2 separate regions of the Homo sapiens genome follow, and region 2 is linked to region 1. Evidence: read pairs that join two places in POLR2A ChIA-PET (ENCODE). Cell type or tissue: PC-9. All regions are shown on one strand. Links, peaks and the distances in the headings refer to the core of each region. The heading gives the core; the rest is flanking DNA. Region 1 overlaps LOC102723480 (a long non-coding RNA gene). Region 2 overlaps BCAR3 (BCAR3 adaptor protein, NSP family member).

Region 1 (9,264 bases), core at 411-8,410:
ATGAATGGATTCCCATGTTGCTATAGAAATTATAATGGCTGTGTAATATTGAATTATGTAGATTTATATAAGTAATTCTCCATTATTGGACTTTTATTTATCAAACATTTATATAAGCACTTACTATGTGCCAGGCATAGTTCTAAGCTCCAAATAGATATTAACTCATTTAACTCTCATAATAACTTTATGAGGTAAGTACTATTTACATCCCCATTTTGCAGATGAGGAAACTGAGTCACAGGCTGACTAGCTTGTCCCAGGGCACACCTCTTTGTAAGTGATGGGGCCAGATTCAAACCCAGACGATCTGGCTCCAGAGTCTGTGCTGTAATCACAGTCCTCTGCTTGCTTCCCTCTACCTCTATTGAAAAGTAAAGACCTTTCTTTCCTGGGAGAATAGCTTAATCTTAATAAGACTTCCCTGGCAAATAAGGGAACTGCTGTCCTGTGAGTCACTGTTATTTGTAATTAATTGTAACCTGCTGAGACAACAGGCAAAGAAACATCTAGGCAGAATGGGCGGTGTGAGCTCTGCAGCCCAGAGAAGGTGACTCCAGGAGGGGCTGTAGACTTGAATCCAACCAGGCTGAGGTCCAGGTTACTCACCCACTGGCAGAACCCAAGTGACTCTGCCTCCCCTGAAGCTACTGTAATTGCCTCACACCCACCTGAGATGGTCTTTCCTTTGCATTCTACTACAGGAGCTGCTTCATCTGACCCAAGCTGGCCTGGAGAAAGGAGGAAGAGGCAAGGTAGGAAGTGGCCTGGCCCCCTGCTGCTCTGCCCCAGAGTGCAGGGCAGAAACTGCAGCTGGAGCTGTGGGGTGGTGTTGATCCAGCCTACAAAGTGACTTCTGGGGCAGTACCTGGAGTGTATGAGAATCCTCTTGTTAACCTGCAGAAGCTCCAGCGTAGTTGTTTCTGGGTGACTCTAGGATCCTTATTCATCGCAGCCTTGAGACCGGGCTTTGGCTTCAGCCACCTCCTTTCCTATCCTCTCCCTTCCAGTAATGACAATATGATATCATAGCTGACCATAATTGTTCTGTCTGACATTTAATTCATTCTAACTCATTAAATTCTCACAACAGTGCTATGAGGTAGAATGATGGTTACCATAATTATCCTCATTTCAGTGGTGAAGAAAGGCAGCCACAGGGAGGCTGAATAACCTGCCGTAAGGTGGGGAGGGTTTCAGGTGCTGGGAGCACCACAGAGTTGTGACCTTGACTTGTATCCCAAACAGACCCTGAGAAGGGAGCAGTGGCTGGAGGGGAAACTGCAGTTGAACCACCTTGCTCCTCTTAACCCTAGTGGGAGGAGAAGTTCTAAACAAACAATTGGCATTTGACAGGGGAGTGTTAGGGCTGGAGGTGGTCGGAAGTTATATTTTATTGAAGCACCTTGGCAGTTGTTTGCAGGGCTGGTAGTGGGTTTATATGGCATAACATTCCTGCTCTCTCCCTGGGAGGTCTGTCAGTTTTCCTTTATTTCCGCATTTACAAGGGAGCCCGGAACACATACACCCTACATTCAAAGTCAATGTCACAGGGTAAATTGGTCCAGGGAGGACCAATTACTGCAGTCCTAAGACCTGCCACTCTAAATGCACGAGATGGAGATGCTTACATACCACCCAGCCCGTGAAGTTCTTTTCCACGCAGAAACCCCACAAGTTGGGTTCCCACCTGGATCAGGACTCCACCCCCTTCTCCTAAACATGGAAACAACCCCGGGTGGAGCTAGAACCAGCTCAAGTCAGACCTCCCAGTCTAGGAAGATCATTGGTCTAACTTGATAACAATGTATAGAAAAGATGCTTTAAACAGAACTAGGTAAGGCTTGGCAAAAACTGGCTTTCCTGCAGCTAAATGCATGCTGACATGTACCTATTGAGTTTTGGAGCAACTAACTCTTAGGAATGTGTGTGTACTTTTGTCTTAGGAAAAAGACAAAACCTGCCATAGTCCTTGAAGGTAAGTAAACCATGAAAAATAGAAGTGCAATGTCTGATAGGCTTTTAAAAAGAAGAAGAATTGCTGCTCTCCTAGTTGGAGCCACAGTAATGTTATTACCTCGAATAATGAGGCAGTCCCCTGACTTGGCCTTCTACCATCTATTCTCCCCACCATGAACAGATGGATCACTTAAAAGTACAATAGATCATGCCACACTCCTGCCTAAAAACTTTCAAGGACTTCCTTTCACACCCTGATGGGGTCCACACTCCTCACAGGGCATTCATAATGCACCCCTGACTCTGGAGATGTGGTGAAGTGTAGTATAATAGCTAAGTGCTCCATGGCTATGGCACCAGCTGGAATCCTAGCTCTGTCCCTCACTAGCTGTGTAACTTTGGCCAAGTATCTCTACTTCTCTGTGTCTGTGTTTTCATTCGTAAAATGAGAATAGCAGTACCTACCTTATAGATGCATGTAATGAGCACCCAACAGCCATCACAGCTGTTTTTATTATTACTTTTGACCTCATCGTCTCTACTTTCCCCACCCCCACCTCATTACACTCCAGTCACACCAGACTTCTTTCTGTTCCTCAAATTTGCCAAACTTATGTCTAAATGTGGACTTTTGCCCTAGAGTGAGTGAAACTGTCTGCCCACACCCACTCCCACTCAGGCCTGTGAGCTGCTGGTTTCTTCTCATTTTCAGATTCCAAATGAAGGCACCTCCACAAAGAGGCCTTCTCTGACCACCTATTCCAAATCAGTCCTAAGTCTCTCACTAGCCCTGTGCTGCCCTATGGCAATTTCTGTGATGATGGAAATGTCCTATATACCACTAACCACTAGCCACATTGGCTATTCAGCACCTGAAATGTGGCTAGTGTGAATAACTGAATGTTTAATTTCACTTAATTTTAATTCATTTAGACTTAAATGTAAATAACCACATGTGGCTCCTGTATTAGATAGTCTGGCTGTAGCCATTACCTGACTCGTGCACTCGTCACTCCCTGGACTTGTCTTGCTGATTCATTTGTCTGTTGTTTGTCATTTGTCTGCCTCCCCCAACCAGACAGTAAGGTCAACAGAAGTGGCAGAGGGCCTTATGCACCTTGCTCACCGCTGTATCTCCCTGTGCCTAGGAGAATATCTGGGTCTTTGTGGGGCTCAATAATATTGTTGGATAAATAAATGAATGGGCATATAGAAGCACTCTGTAAACCAAATTACATAATATAAATGTAGTATATTATCATTATATGTGTATATAATTTGAAAGCCTGCAGGGTTATCTCTTTTTTTTTTTTTTCTTTTTAAGAGACAGGGTTTTGCTCTGTCACAGGCTGGAGTGTGGTGGCAAGATTATAGCTTGCTGCAGCCTCAAACTCCTAGGCTCAAGCAATCCGCTGGCCTTAGCCTCCCGAGTAGGTAGGACTACAGGAGTGTACCACGACACCTGCTAATTTTTTAAATAGAGACAGAGTCTTGCTTTGTTTCCCAGGCTGGTCTTGAACTCCTGCTTCAAGCATCCTTCTGCTTCAGCCTCCCAAAGTACTGGGATTACAGGTGTGAGCCACTGTGCCTGGCTGTGTTTCACTTTTTAAAAATCCCTAATACACACACAGCTGATCGTTAAATGTCAATAATTTTTAAAAGTTGTTTTCCTGTTTGGAGTGCATTTTTTATGTCTTCAAGTGAGACCCCTCACCACACAGGTAGTATATATGATAAGCAGTCCCTCTGGAAACCTAAGGAGGGCCTGGCCTGATCACAGTTCCAATTCCAGGCAACTTCTGAGCAGCTGTCTTTGAGTTAAGTAAAGCAGGACACACCTGTGAGCTCTTCTGCCTAGCACAGGCCGCGGTGGCCAGCCTTGGACCACAGAGGGCAGGCTCTCTTTGCTGGTCCCTGGGCTGTTCATCTGCTGCCCAGAGATCACTGTTCCAGGCTTGATCAGGATCAGGATCAGGTCTGAAGCCTCTGACATGCGTGGGCAGCTGCCATTCTATCATGAAAACATGAGTTTTCCTAAGGGGATTGCAGTATTCTGGAAATTAAAAACAAGGTAGGAGCAAGTCGTCTCCTTCCTGTGGGAGTAGCTGAAGCTCAGTTCTGAAATACAATGCCTGGCACTCCTGGGAGGGCTGGGACCTGGCCTGTTCCATGCCACTGGGCGGTGTGCGGTTTCCAAAGAGGGCTGGGGCTGTTATCTGACCTCCTGTCTTAATGAAGTGCTTTGGCTTCATGTCTGCCTCTGAGAGAGCTCTGTGACTGGAGCAGCAGAGTCAAATCGAAGACAGGGGACATCCCCCCAACCCCCATCCCCACCCCCACCTGGGCCTGAGCCCAGGAACTCCATGAGCACAGACTCACTGCCACTTCCATTGCTCAAAACCAGCTGCAGGGTCTGGGAACCAGGCTCAACTTGCTGTGCCAGGCCAGCCTGGACCTCCTCTGACCTGGGCCTGAGCTGATAAGTTGGGGGAACAGTCAGGAGACAGTTGGGCTGAGGTTGTTTTTAAGACTCCTCTGTGGCCCATGTGCTTGGATTTCTTGTCAAAACTCTCCCTCCTGACCTGCCTAACTTGCCCCTCCCCGCCATGCCTAGGCACACATTTTCTTCCCATAATATCAGACCTGATTCTCAGAATGGGTACAGGGCGTATTCATGGGGGCGCAGCTTCAGGAAGGGGCCTGCTGCAATGGCGTGCTGTGCTTGGGGGCATGAAGTGTGCAGGGGTAGGTATGCTGGCCCTGAGACTTTCCCCCGTGAGAATTTCATTGCCACAGCGCCAGTGGGTGGATCGATAGCTTTAGGAAGGTGAGGTTTCTTTTGTGGAGAAAGCACCAGGAACACTGTGTCCACCCCCAACCCCACCCCAAGCCACAGGCTCCTGGATGGCCTGGGTTCTTCCACTACACTCACTCAGCCCTTCTCTATGTGGTGCCCATGCCTGGAGCACAGCCCAGTCCCACCCTGCCCCTGAGGGTGGCTCACATGTTCTTAAGGCAGGTACCAGGAGGATGACTGGCCACTCAGGGATGCAGGAAGTGGCTTTTCTGCATGGCCTGCCTGGTGAGTCACCTGGAGAATGCTGGGCCCAGTTCAGTCCTCCCAGTCCCACAAGGCCTGTAGATACCAAAAATGGAGACAGAATCATCCTTGGAGAGAGGCCCAGGGGCAGGCCTGGGAAGCAGGCAGAGTGGGGACAAAGAGGGCCACCACATAAAACAGGCCCCTGTGGGCCTGCCCAGCCCCTCATCACACACGGTGGTTGGTCTGTGCAGTGTCTCTTTTGTCCCAGTGGCTTCATTTTGTTTCCACTTTTTATAAATGCTTGCTAATTCGGCTTCATCTTTTTCAAAATAATAATATGTCATTGTGAAGAGATGTCCCCTGCCAGGCATCTTTAGGGCTTTTCTCAGGGCCCAACAGACCGATGCACATGAGGGCATCAATGCCCTCCCCCAGCCTGGTGAACCCTGACTTCCATTCCAATGGAAGACACGTGGGGTGGCCGGTCTCTGCCCCTCTCGAAGGCACGTTTTGGGTTGGAAGGAGGCCTTGGGCCCCCTAAGGCAAGCTCAATAAGGGAACCAGTGACAGCGGAGAACTCAGCCACACAGCTCCCTTCAAGGCAAGTGGGGACCTCACGATGACCGCTGTGGTTATTCAGTGCCTGCGTGTGGCAGGCCCTGTGCTCCATGCTCCTTTGACATCATTGGGTCTAATTCTCAAGGGCCAGTCCAAGAGGCAAATATTCTCATTACGCCCATTTTACAGTGGGGAAACAGGAGCAGAGAGGTGAAGGAATTTGCCCAAGGTCACACAGCTTCAAGCAGCAGAGCCACTGCTCAAAACCCAGGTTTGGCTGCCCCGAAGGCTGTGCTTTTAACAGCACACCATCTGCCTCCCACCTGGTGAGGTCCGCTGAGGGTGCCCACATGCCTGCCCTGCGCTAGGTCCTGAGGGGACGGCAGACGCCTGTGGGCAGAGCCTACCCTCCGCAGTAGCTCAGAGCAATCTGCTTCCCTCCCCAAAAGGCCTGAGTCAAAACCCTCTCCACTGATGAAATGTTTCTTCCTGTGGAATTCCGCTGAAAGACAGCTCCCGACTGTGTCCATTTGTTCTCCACAGGAGAATCCTGTAGGGGAAAGATTATCAAAATATTTGCCGGCCTTGCAGGGAGTATTCAGAGTCGTTGCCGGAGTGCTACTAGATGTGTGAGGTGCTGCTGTTCCTCCTGGCTTCTGTTTGTATCCATCTGCCAAGGAGGGGAGAGGGGCAGAATCTCTGTTTAACCTATAGGTGGAAGCTATAGTTAGCATTCTATGAGCCCATCGGGGATGCTCAGGTACAGTGCAGATGTCTGCCAGTGGCATGTCCAAATAAATAGGCATTTAAGGATTTCCTAGGCCAGGCGCAGTGGCTCATGCCTGTAATCCTAGCACTTTGAAAGGCTGAGGCAGGCAGATCTCTTGAGCTCAGGAGTTTGAGACTATCTCTACAAAATTATAAAAATTAGCCAGGTGTAGGGGTGTGCCCCTGTGGTCCCAGCTACTCAGGAGGCTGAGGTGGGAGGATGGCTTGAGCTCAGGAGGAGGAGGCTGCAGTGAGCCAAGATTACACCACTGCACTCCAACGTGGGCAACAAGGCTAGACCCTGTCTCAAAAGAAAAAAAAAGAATTTTCTAGTTTAAAGCATTAGGGGGGATCTAAACTTTGAACTGGGTGAAGTGCAATTGGCATACTCCTGGAGTCTTGGGTGTGCTGAGCCCCCAGGGTGGAGGAAAAAGCCTTGGGTTTTTTGGTCAGAAGATCTGACAACTTGACTAGCTCTGCCCTTGACTGGCCAGGCAAGTCCCTCACCTCCCTGGGCTCATTGCCTTACCTGTAAAATGGGGTGGGGTAGCCAGGGGAGATGATCTTTGAGAGGCAGGGCAGCATCTGGGAGCCAGGCTGTCCAAGTCCCTTCATAAGAGCTGGCAAATGGCGGGCAACCTCTCTGGGTCTGTTTCCTCATTTGTACTGTGTGTATGTGTGTGTGTGTGTGTGCACCTGTGTGTGTGAAATGGGTCTATATGTAATGTCTCTGGAACAGTGCTTGGCTATTACATAATAAGCACTCAGTAAACTTGGCTATTATTATTTATGGCCCCTCTCCACTCCCACATGAACTAAACTGTGGGTCTTGGCAATCATCCTCTGAGAGAAAATGCTTTGTTTGAGCAGTGGGTTGAAAGGCTGGCTGGAGGGAAAGAAGATTCTTCCTTGCTGGAGTTTAAAAACAAGACATGGGGCCGGGAGGAGGAGAGAATCACTGAGGCCGGTATATGATCACCTCATGAGTTCTTCTGCCCATCCACCCCCGCCCCCGCAACAAGGTACAGCTTTAATGAGGTGATTTCACCCCTACAGAAATCCTCGAGGTTGGGGTTGGGGAGGCAAGGAGTGTAAATGTCCCCAGCGCCCAGCCTCCCTGATAGCATCTTGGAAGCATGAACAGGAAGAAGACTGTAGGGAGATTGGCTTCAAGTGCCGAAGCAGAACTCTTCAAACTTTTTCTGTTCGTTTTCACTATTTTGGGTTTCTCTCCCCCGAAGGGAAACACTCTGCAGGTGACACAGTGTGAGTTAAGAAAACCCCATGTGTCGGAGCCAGACAGAGGGGAGAATTCAAATTGGATCTCTACAGTTTACTGGCCGACCAGGGTTATCTCTTCTCTCTGAGGTTCAGTTCCTTCATCTGTAAAATGGAGATAATGATACTTGTTTTACAGGGTTGTTGGAGAATTAAATATGAACATATATGTACAGCAGAAAGCAGGGGTTCAGAAAAGCTAGGTCCCCTGCGCTGCATCCCCTCCCTGTCTATGCCTAAGAGGGTGCTCCACTTGCCTGTCCACCTTCTGTACCAAGCCAAAAAAGCAGGAGGCACGATTCCCTTGTGTTGTGTGCTGTTAGCTTTCAGAACAAGGCTATAATCTTCCTAGAAGCTCCTGGGCAGGTTAGAACCTGTGGGCTGTCGTCAGTAGTGGATGCTGTTAAGGTAAAGCTATAAATACGAATGAAACAAAAGGAGAAAACTCAACAGCCCCCTTTCACCTGACATTAGGCCACAGACAGATTGGCCACAGACTTGACTTAGCAGCGAAGGTTGATGCTAAAGGCTGAGCACAGTGGCAGTCACAGGGCAGACTAAGGACACCTCTCTTTATCAAGTATCCTCCACCCCACTCAGGAATGGGTTGTTGGAGTTTAGGTGGCCAGGGCCACAGTCATGAGTATATTGCCTTCTCTCCTCTGGCCACGGAGGCCTCGTGGTTGGGGTAGGCTTGGAGTGAGTGGGATGGTCCTGAAGGGGTTAAAGGAGGAGTAGGGCACAGTCACAGGCCTGGGAAGCATCTCAATGGGCTGAAATTCTAAGCCCCCACCCAGTAAGGTCCTTGGGGATCCCAAAGCCCTTGTCATCTATCACCAGATCCTGGGTTCCTTTTATGTTCTCCTAAACTTTCTCATGGCTGCTACCAGTGTCTTATCTGTCAAGGTTGTGACAATCCAAAATGGTACCTTTTTGCAGATTAGAAATAGGCTCCCCTTTCCCCAGCAAATGCAGTCCTGCGCCAGGACACACAGCTTGTGATACAGGTGCATAGGCTAGATTTCAGCCCCCAGTTGCCCCCTTGGCTGAGCTGCCTTGTCCTGCTTCCCATGCTCTGCTTCAGTGGTCAGGACTGGCCATCCTGCTTCCGCTGCTGCCTCCTCTGAACTTGCTTCTCCTGCCTCCGCCGTAGCCCTTCCTGTGAGCAGAGCTGGCTTTCAGTAGGACACAGAAGGTAGCCTGGATGTGCCAGCTTTTCTAGCCCTCTCTTTGTTTTGTTTTTTTGTTTTTGTTTTTGTTTTGAGACAGAGTTTTGCTCTTGTTGCCTAGGCTGGAGTGCAATGGCACGATCTCGGCTCACGACAACCTCTGCCTCCTGGGTTCAAGCGATTCTCCTGCCTTAGCCTCCCGAGTAGCTGGGATTACAGGCATGCGCCACCATGCCTGGCTAATTTTGTGTTTTTAGTAGAGATGGGGTTTCGCCATGTTGGTCAGGCTGGTGTCGAACTCCTGACCCCAGGTGATCCGTCGTCTCGGCCTCCCAAAGTGCTGGGATTACAGGCTTGAGTCACCACGCCCGGCCTAGCCCTCTCTTTAAAGGGGCTTGTGACCCATTCCAGGGCTGGGTCAGAGGACACTTGAAGGATGCCACAGAGTCCAATTGTATAGTATTCTCTCTGGCATCATTCAGCACATCA
Region 2 (9,264 bases), core at 903-8,902, 87 kb after region 1:
CAGAGGGGGCCCACAGGATCCCCAGTCAGATTGGCTCAGACAAGGGTGGTACATGGAGAGCTGGTAGTTGTGGATGAACCCAGGAGTCCCCTGGGTTAGGATCATGTGAGCAGATGCTGTGGATACACCTGCTGCCTGTTAAACAACTCCTAACATGACAGAGACTCTGGAGTAGACAATCCTGAGACATCTGGGCAAGTGTGATTAAAACCATATGTGGTATTTGAATAAGCAGTTTTAGAATTTAATGAGTAACATATATTTTAAGGCTAAAAGCTTTTAGAAGTCTCCTTATTATACCAGCTCCTAAGTATACCAGCTGGGAGCCAGCCAGTGGTCAGTGGCTCATGGCATGGGTGGGTGTCCACTCTCTTCTCGTGGCTACAGGCGTGGTTCCTGTAGCCCAGCGTGTGGGTGGGCGTGTGCCCTGCGAGTACAGTGGGGAAGATGGGGTTTGTTGTCCCTTCTTTCGAAGGGGGAAGGAAGCTCATGTTTGTAGAGTGCCTACTATGTGTTGGGTGCCAGGCCCTCCATGTGATATCTCACTTGATGCTTACAATAACTTGGTAAGTCTGGGGAGGAAACTAAGGCTCAGAGAAGTTAATTAATTCCCCAAAGTCACCCAGCTAGCTAGTGGTGAAGACCAGAACCCATCCTGGCTCGCTCTCTAGCCTCCTACCTCCAGGGTGTGTTACAGAGCCATTTTGAAGACAAGCAGGTGTCTGTCTCACAGCTCAGTTTTGGAAGATGCCATTTTGCAGAGGTGCTTGTGAGACAGAGAACTGGCGCAGTGGAGGTGGGAGAGAGGCAGCTGTTCCTGGCTGGTAAGGCCTCCAGAGGGCCTCGCAGATGCCCGTCTGCCCATTTCTGCAGCACTCTGCATGGGAGGGACCTCTGAAGGGCTTTGTGGTCGTTGCCTATTAGTTGCTTACATAGCTCATGCCTACCAAAAGTGGATGGAAAGGGAAAGAGAAAAGTGTACAGCAAAGAAAACCCAGGAGCTGAGATGGCAGGAGAAGTAAGTGATTGCTCCAGGTGTAATTGCTTGCATAGTAAGTGTAGAAGAAAAGGAATCTTGGGAAGTAGGTGGTGAATCATCTTGGATGGATAAGACTCCAAGGGGTATATGGATGGGCTTCTAGTGGATACAAGAATCCCCTGAAGCAGAGGTGTCCAAGAGGGAGAATGGGTTCTTAGTTTCTGTTTCTGGTTGGGCCAGTAAAGCCCCTTCCTCATCCCTCTTTTCCACTTATCACTAGAGACAGAAACTAAAAACCATGGCTTTGGCTGGGCACAGTGGCTCACGCCTGTAATCCCAGCACTTTGGGAGGCCGAGGTGGGCGGATCACGAGGTCAGGAGATCGAGCCCATCCTGGCCAACATGGTGAAACCAAGTGTCTACTAAAATACAAAAAAAAAAAAAAAAAAAATTGGCGTGGTGGCATGTGCCTGTAGTCCCAGCTACTCGGGAGGCTGAGGCAGGAGAATTGCTCGAACCTGGGAGGCAGAGGTTGCAGTGAGCCAAGATCGCGCCACTGCACTCCAGCCTGGCGACAGAGCGAGATTCCGTCTCAGATTAAAAAAAAAAAAACAAAAAAAAAAAAAACCCACGGCTTCAGGCTGGTAAATGCCTAAAACAGAGCAAAACGGAACAACATAGTAAAGCGGATTGGACAAGTTCTAATTGTAAAGCATTGCAAGTATGTGTCTTTTGCTCTAGAAGGAGGGCCCATGACTTTCATAGAATCTCAGAGAAGGCCAAGATCATCAGATAGTGAGTCTGCCATTTGAGAGCTTGGGATTATGTCCTGTATGTATTCTTTCTTTTTCTTTTCTTTCTTTTTGCCTGAACGCTAAAAACAGAAAATTGAGCTTGTGTAATATAAGATTTCTGGGGTGACACCAGGAACTAGGTGGTAGTGGTAGAGAGGTGAATGGGGCAGAATTGTGTGTGATAGCGTAAGAAAGCAAAACAGGGCACAGTGCCTAATTTTGCTTCGCATTACTCAGTTATACAATTTTAATAGCTAGTTAGAGAAACAGAAATTGGTAAGGGAAGACAGAAGGCCCAGCAGAGAGAAATCTGCTGTGAAGACTGTACTTTAGTCTCTTTGTTTATGTGCTAGGCAGATCAATATTGCTTCCGGATAGAGACCATTTAACAGCCATACTCTTTCATCCCCTTGAGGAATCTGGGGAAACTGTTAGACCAGGATATGTACAGCACGCACTCCTAAATGTACTGTCTGTGTTCACCAGGGCAGGCGAACGTCTTGTCCACAGCAATACACAAAGGGGGCCAGAGGGCGCAGGCATTGTTGCCTGCCCTCCTCCCACTAAGTCTTGTTTGCATTCCCTTTCGGAGCAAGAAATCAATCAGATTTGCATATAGGGAAATGTGTAGAACTGTCTTTGGCAGCTTCTGTAGCTACTGAGCCTGGCTGGAAGAGGAGCTGACCTTTTGCACAAAGTCCTTTCCTCCTGTCCTCCCTGGTTTCCCAGCTCTCCTCCCTCAGGCCCTCTGGCTCTTTGTGGGAAGGTGTGTGAGCTGCTGGCTTATTTGTTCAGAATCAGGCAGAGATAGGGTGGGTGCTGGGGAAGTCTTGAGAAGCAAGGCTGCGGATCAACTTGCCCCTTTATCTGCCTAGGGCTTCCCAGGCACCTGCCACACTGCTCTCCACAGAGCCGAGTCTGCAGAGGCTGTCCTCACCGTGACGCCAGGCTGGTGCTGAGTGGGGCAAGGTCCAGGCTAATCATTGCCTACTTCCCAGGGCACCAGGAAAGATGGAGCTGGTTGCATCAGCCTCATGCCCTGGCTCATTAAAGCTGTCTTTGTTCAGCAAGAGCCAGATCACCTGGGTTTAGGGGAAGCAAAAAGCCAGAAAGCATTGATCTTTAGGGGAGAGGGAGTAGGATAAAGGGTCTTAGTAGTTGCCACAAGATGTTTTGAGCTGTTCTGATCACGATTACTGGTGTTCACCCCTGACCGATGTCCCTTTGGGCAGGAACAAGCCAGGCCTTGAAGCCTGGGGTGAGTCACTGTCCTCTAGCCATGGGCAGAGTCACTGTCCATGGGGCCGCTTGACAAAGCCCAAGAGTGCCTCAGTGTAAGGCTTGATGCCCTGATTCTGGGCTGCTTTGGGGAGGGTTTGGGGCTATGGGCAGTATTACGTTCCAGATGTGCTGAAACAGTGAAAAGCAGGTACCTAGCAGGCATATCTTTCTCCTGCCATCTCCCTCCATGCCCTGTTGGAGAGAGGGCCTACCTCACTGGGAGCCTGATCTTCTAGCAGGGACCGTGGTGCTTTGGGAAAAGGACTCTGCACTCACTCTCTTGGCCCTTCTCAGCTGAGGGGCTGCTGCCAACAGGAAGCATGTGTCTGCTGAATATGGCTGGCAGGCAGCTCCTGTTTCCATGGTTACTAAATAGGGCAGGTTAGTATTAGGGCTGCCCAAGGAAAAACTGGCATTGAGGGCAGTGCTTATGCAGGGGTCTTCCTCCGGCCTGCCTTAACCCCCTTTTTGAATTAGAGGGTGGGCAACATTTGGCCTGAGGTAATAGAGGTTTCCTTCAAGGACCCACCTGGCTTCCCAGCCATGGCTTTAATCACAAGTGTTTCCCTCGGTGCAAAGGAGTGAGCCTTCCAGGCAGCCAGAGAAGGGCGGTGGATGGGAGTTCACCCTGTAGGACCTTTTCCAGAGCTCAGAGCTGCCTGACTGGGCCCCTCCCTTCCTCAGTCCCTGGGAGTTCCTTAGAAATGCCCTCCCCTATCCCGAAAGGGGCATGGTGTTTAGAAAGCCCTGTATCCAAATTTGATGAGTCCCAAATCCCACACACCAGATCATCAGAAAGTGGCCCACTGCCCCAGGTCACAGCCCTTTCACGGGGCTGTGTGAGTAACAGGTTTAATTATAAGACATTAAAAAATCTATTTGTGTTTCTATGTGATCAGATACCAGATTCTGCAGTCTGAGGTTGGAGTCCCTAGCCCTTTGTTCTCTGCTGAGTGGTACACAGGTCTGGTCCTCTATTTCTTTGTAACTAGAATAATCATTGTGGGGAGAATGGGAGGAATTGATCAGCGTAAATAGGCAGCGTTTAAAAGCTTAACAAGTCAGTGAAGGGCACTTTGAGAATGTATGCAATTATCATCTTTAGTTACAAAAACAACACGTTATTTTAGTCTCTCTCCTTGACCGTTTCAGGAGAAAATTGATTAAAACCTTTGAGTGCTGCTTCAGAAATTATTTTTGGTGTGAAATAAAAATAAAAGATGCTTAGGAAACAGTTACCTAATAAGATTAGTCATTATTTAATCCCGGTGGAACAAATTCTTTGGGTATTTTGGAGATATTCTTAGAATAAACAGAGAAAACCTCAGGTAACAAGAGCTGTGATACCACAGTGACCTAAGTGTCTTTGGTTTTGTTTTTACCCTGGCTGTGGAGCACTTTATTCGTAATTCTATGTGATTTACATGTCTGAGTTATTTGCATATTACTTTCAGGAATGCATTTCATTCACGATTTCTGGGGGAAGGGTGTCTGGGCTTCGGAGTCTCTTGGCTGACTAATCTCACGAATTTCTGTGCAGGATTTCAGTCACTGCCCCCCTCCCTTTTCTCAGGCCTGGGATGGTGCCTGTCTAGCCTCTTGGGGAGGTTTTTAGCTTGAAGGAATCGTTATTTGCTCTCCAAGGAGAATACCAGGTGAAAATGGCCCATTCTGTGGTGGCTAATGGCCTGATTGATGAGTCATGCTCACAGAACTGCTGGGGCCTGGGCCTGGCTGCTCACACGGACTTACCCTTTGAACTCCATCTAACGGAAATGAGGGCAAGCCAGAAAACGCTTCCTCACAGGTGCGGTACTGGACCTTCGAGGACAGTGGGGACCCACTGACCAGACAGTCTTCAAGGGCTCTTCCAGCTCAGAAAACCCTTCTGAGTTCTGCCACCTTGGTGCTTCCTTCTAGGTTCTCTGGTGGACTTTCTGTGGCCTGGGAGCCGTCAAGACTGCAGACCAGACCTCCAGAGTCAGAGAGGAGAATGAGTGAGGGAGGAAAGCAGAAAGGAAGTCATCGCCCACACTCGCTGTGGCAATAGCGCCTCACTTAGCAGCTCCATCCCCATGTTGACACGTTGATGAGGCCGGGCCCTTGCCCTTGCGTGGGTGTGAGACTGTGGCTCTCCATACCTGCTCACTGGGCCCAGAGCAATTTCCTATTTTTGTGGGCAGACTTGACCTAGTCCAAAGGCCAAGGTCTCCCGAGGATTTGACGCTAATCCCGTTGGATATTTCTCATACCTCCCTCATGCCTCATCTGGTATTGTTCCTTTCTGGACTGAATAGATCTTGTTTCTTCCTCATTACAAGTTTCTGCCTGTGTGAAGTTTTAGAAAGCTTCAGGACACATTCCATATTTGAGGCCGAAGCCACAAAAAGTTAATATTTGGAGCGGTAGGATAGGAGAGGAAGAGCTACAGGCAGAAATCTGGATTTGATTAAAAAAAAAAAAAAAAAAAAAGAACTCGTTGAGCATCCGCTATAACTGGAATGAAGGGAAAAGCAGTTAGTTTTCCCTAAAGGTGTTATGTGGCTCTTGGTAGGGGTAGAGGCCTCAGGTCGCAGGGAATCCAGGAGGGCCTTGCTTGGCTGCGTTGGATGCGAGGTTTGTGTGCAGGATCTAGGTTACGCAAAGTGGGTAATCAGAGTGGCGATGAGTAATTAAAGTGAAGGATTTAAAGGAAGGTATAGGACAAACAGTTGAGTCAGAAGTGGGTACACAGTCCCCATCCTCCCAACAGGTTGCACAGCCAGGTGGGAGGGCATAGGGCGCTCAGGGTGTTTGCTGACAGACTTGCTAATTAAACACCAAAAGGCAATATTGCTTTGCCAGTAGTGATGGCTGTGCCAACGTTATCAGCTGCAAACTGGCTGCCAGGAGCATCTTAATTAAAAATAAACAGCTCTGGAGGTGGGCTTGGGAGAGTGAGGACAGGGATCCTGCCTGGGTTACTTAGTACATCTAGTATTTCTCCTAGGGAAAGTCACTTTTAGGCCACCTCCTTTCCTCAAAGGAGCCTCTGTTCATAACAAGGTGGTGTGAATGTACAACTTACCCTGCTTCCTTAAACCTCTGGGTGCTGGAGTGACAAGCAGACAGAACCACTAGGAGCAGGTCGCATGGTACAGTTCAGCCCCAGAAGGAAATTCTGGGTCGGGGGAGAGGGGCTGCTAATGATTTCTGCCTGGTCTCTAAATTGAGGGGACAGCTAAAGCCCAAGGCCTCTTCTAAGAGGGGTTAGAATTTCATCAGAAAGCAAGTCTGGTCACATGAGAATTTCTGGCACTGTGTGCATGGCAGGCTGGACACCAGCCTGCGAGAATTGAGCGAGTGGATCGTATTGGCTTCAGCAGAGGGGAAAAGTCCCAGACTAGCCTGGGAGAAGGAGCCGACTCACTCCCCCGGCTGCCGACTTCCCTGACTTCTGGGCAGAAACAGCACAGCTGCTGTGGTGGGCTAGGGCTTTAACGTCCGAAGCCCCCTTTCTTTTAACCCTAAAGAAAGTGTGTGGTCCCCGGGACTGAAGACCGAAAGATGCCTAAGGAATGCAGTGCTTTCCACGCCCTCTCAGCAGCTCTGTGCTGCTTCTATCACCGCAAGTCTTTCATTGGAGTCAAGGTAGGTTTGGTTTGGAAATAAAGTACATCTGTCAATCTTTTGGGGGACCCTGAAAGCATGAGTTTCCTAAAGGGCAATAGATAAAAGTTTGCAGCTTGCTGATTGTGAAAACAGAGGTGCTTTCTTTGACTGATGGGTCTTCAAGAGCCCCTAGTGGTGTACCTCCCCTGGAAGCAGAACCCAGTGGCACAGAACAGGGCTCCTTGTCTGTTTTGGGCTGAAGCTGTTTTTCAGGACACTTTCAGTTCTCTGTAGGCTGAAATTTTATACTAAAGTAGCTCAATAGGACAGAGCTATTTTTCTTCTTTCTCTCTTTGTCTCTCTTCCTTCATTTCTAACGAACACAAGGTAGCTGAGCCCTTTTCTCTGTTTATCCTGCTGGTCCATTACTTATCAATAATGTACATAATGTACAGAAGCCACACAATATTTCCTTTCAAATTGCAGCCAGGTTTCAAAACATCTCAGGGTTCAGAACTGTTGTTGTCTTTACTGCTCACATTTTAACATTTGTTATAAGACACCGGTGCCAAGAGCTTTGTATAATATGTCAATACACTATTTTGATGAAAATATTCAGAGAACCTCCTTTGGCTAATTCAAGATGAGGCCTGTGTTCTATTTGCCTGCCTGTGACGCACTAGGAATTAAGATTAATATAGGCTTTCGTGGATCTTGGGGTTTGTCTGCCTTGGAAAAAGCCTGTCGGCCCCAGCCTGACTGCGGACCTCGTTTATTCCTGGGAAATTGGACTCTGAAAGCTCTCAAGGAATCCTTCCCACCCTGAAGCAGAGCTCCCTCTCCTGTGGGACTGGCTCATTCATTACCTTTGAAAAGGCTGCAGCAGGGTTATGATGTTCTGCTTCTTTCTTCTCAATACGCTTTTAAAAAAATCAGGAAAACTACCTGTTAGTGGGAGAAAACCTTTTTGTTTAAAAATATACAGAGTGGGAAAAGGGTGAGTTTCCATTGATTTTGCTCCCTGGTAGGAGTGTTCATTTTTGTCCCTTTGTCAAGAAATTTGACAGAGGATGAGTAATTAATCATTGGTTAGAAGCATTCCCTTCCTGACTTGAGCCCCTTTCTGTCCTGGAGCCCAGTGAAGTGATGCGAGATCCATGTGGTTTCTGGCCTAAATATGGATCGTTCAAGTGTGGGGCAGATGAAGTCATGCCATTAACAGTATTTTAAAGCTTCCAAGATAGACTAGGAGGTCCCAAAGGGTATGGTGCACTTCGGGGATTGGCAGTGGGTTTCACTCTAATAGAAGTCCTTCCACAAGCCAACTTCTGCTAATTCAGTGAAGTGCAACTCAGCATTGGGTGTATGAGGGAGTCAGCCTATAAATATCTGGGTCTGAGGGATGAGTTTCTGTTTGGGTACCTGTTGGTCTGCAGTTACGGCCCCAAGGCTACATAATATATAGAAAAGGCCACTTAATATATGGGGTAGTCGGGTCCAGCTGTCCTTCAGCTTGTGCACTCTCTATCTCTCCACCGTGGCCACTCTTGGTGGTTGACTGTGGTAGAAACACCCTTCTTTCCGCCTGGACTTCTACTCTATTCCCAGTTTGTCGAAGTCTTCATAGCACAGAGAGAAGGCCTGAGCTGCTCACTCACTGGAAACTGTAGCCCTCGGTCCCAACTTAGGGTTTACCAACTGCACCCTCAAGATGAGTCTCCCTGTTTTGTTTTGCTTAGCTAGTTACTTGGGAAAGAAATCTGCTTGTACTTAATCCCCCATCCTGCCAGTGGTGCCCCAGTTGATAATGCCGAGTCGCTTTATTGACTCCCACTTTAATTAGGGGTTCCAGATCTTGCTGCTCATAATTAGTTTCCGTTGCAATTAGAGTTTCAAAATTAAATTGGGATTGATTGCCTGATAGCAAAGAGGAAATAAAGCTCCAATTCTTGACCATGTATACTGCTTCTCTTGGCATGAATTTCTCATACCAAAAATAACACTGCGGTAGCCATGGTAACTTTCCATTTGGTCTAATCCATATCATCTCTGGAGAAAGTACGATGGTATTAATAGTGTTTGCTGTATGGGAACAAAACTAAAAATATAGAGGGTCCCTCCTTACATAGGAGAATGATTATACAGGTGTTTTTAGAGAGTAAGATCTTATTTGCAGCGGTCTTACAGAATTTAGGATGTATTTAGAGGCCTCATACGGACTTGTGTATAAAGACCTTGGAAAGGAATTAAATGGGAGGCCGAAAATGGAGAGAAGGATCAGGGATGTGCTGGCCCTCATAGAGTTGGGGCCAAATACAAGATGTTCCAGCCATGTTGAGGGTCATGACTTTAATATCCCGAAGGGGTTCACAGTAGACAGCCGTTACATAAAAGACTACTGGATCTTTTTTCTGGGGGAAAAAAGACGAAAGTGTTTTATTTAAGCCCAGTGGAAAGAAACTTGTAATGGAGATATTCCAGATCATAACATTAACAGACATATTCAAGTTCTAAAGTCCATGCGTGTTGAATGTAGAATGGGTGTTGAATGTAAAGTCCATGCATAAGCCCTCTGTTAGGTGGGGAGGGATTTGTGGGAGGTGTGGGGCAATAAATGAG

The links. Peaks named below come from ENCODE experiments on the same cell type or tissue, not always from the same donor. Only the 100,000 strongest peaks of a DNase experiment are listed, where the experiment ranks them.
Region 2: POLR2A ChIA-PET joins it to region 1 with 25 read pairs; 2 of 35 experiments call an interaction of 5 or more read pairs at or near these places.

Annotation. Positions count from the first base shown.
Region 1 is chr1:93,697,583-93,706,846 of GRCh38, reverse strand. It overlaps LOC102723480 (a long non-coding RNA gene), which reads right to left. Exons shown (of 4, transcript XR_947602.3): 4 at 3,192-7,711. It also overlaps a transcript of BCAR3 not described here. Among named protein-coding and RNA genes, the nearest start is that of BCAR3, 20 kb to the right of the region's middle. RefSeq lists enhancers at 2,066-2,215, 2,846-2,925, 4,368-5,278, 4,502-5,701. In PC-9, for the core only: CTCF peaks have their summits at 3,650 and 3,851; DNase peaks (open chromatin) are centred at 626, 3,006, 4,156 and 4,986; H3K4me3 peaks cover 997 bases; H3K27ac peaks cover 6,227 bases.
Region 2 is chr1:93,611,267-93,620,530 of GRCh38, reverse strand. All of the region lies in intron 3 of BCAR3 (BCAR3 adaptor protein, NSP family member), which reads left to right. Among named protein-coding and RNA genes, the nearest start is that of BCAR3-AS1, 24 kb to the right of the region's middle. RefSeq lists enhancers at 2,465-3,117, 4,425-5,077, 5,731-6,383, 6,384-7,037. In PC-9, for the core only: no CTCF peak of the experiment used is centred there; DNase peaks (open chromatin) are centred at 2,640, 3,030, 5,300, 5,740 and 3 weaker places; H3K4me3 peaks cover 2,417 bases; H3K27ac peaks cover 7,245 bases.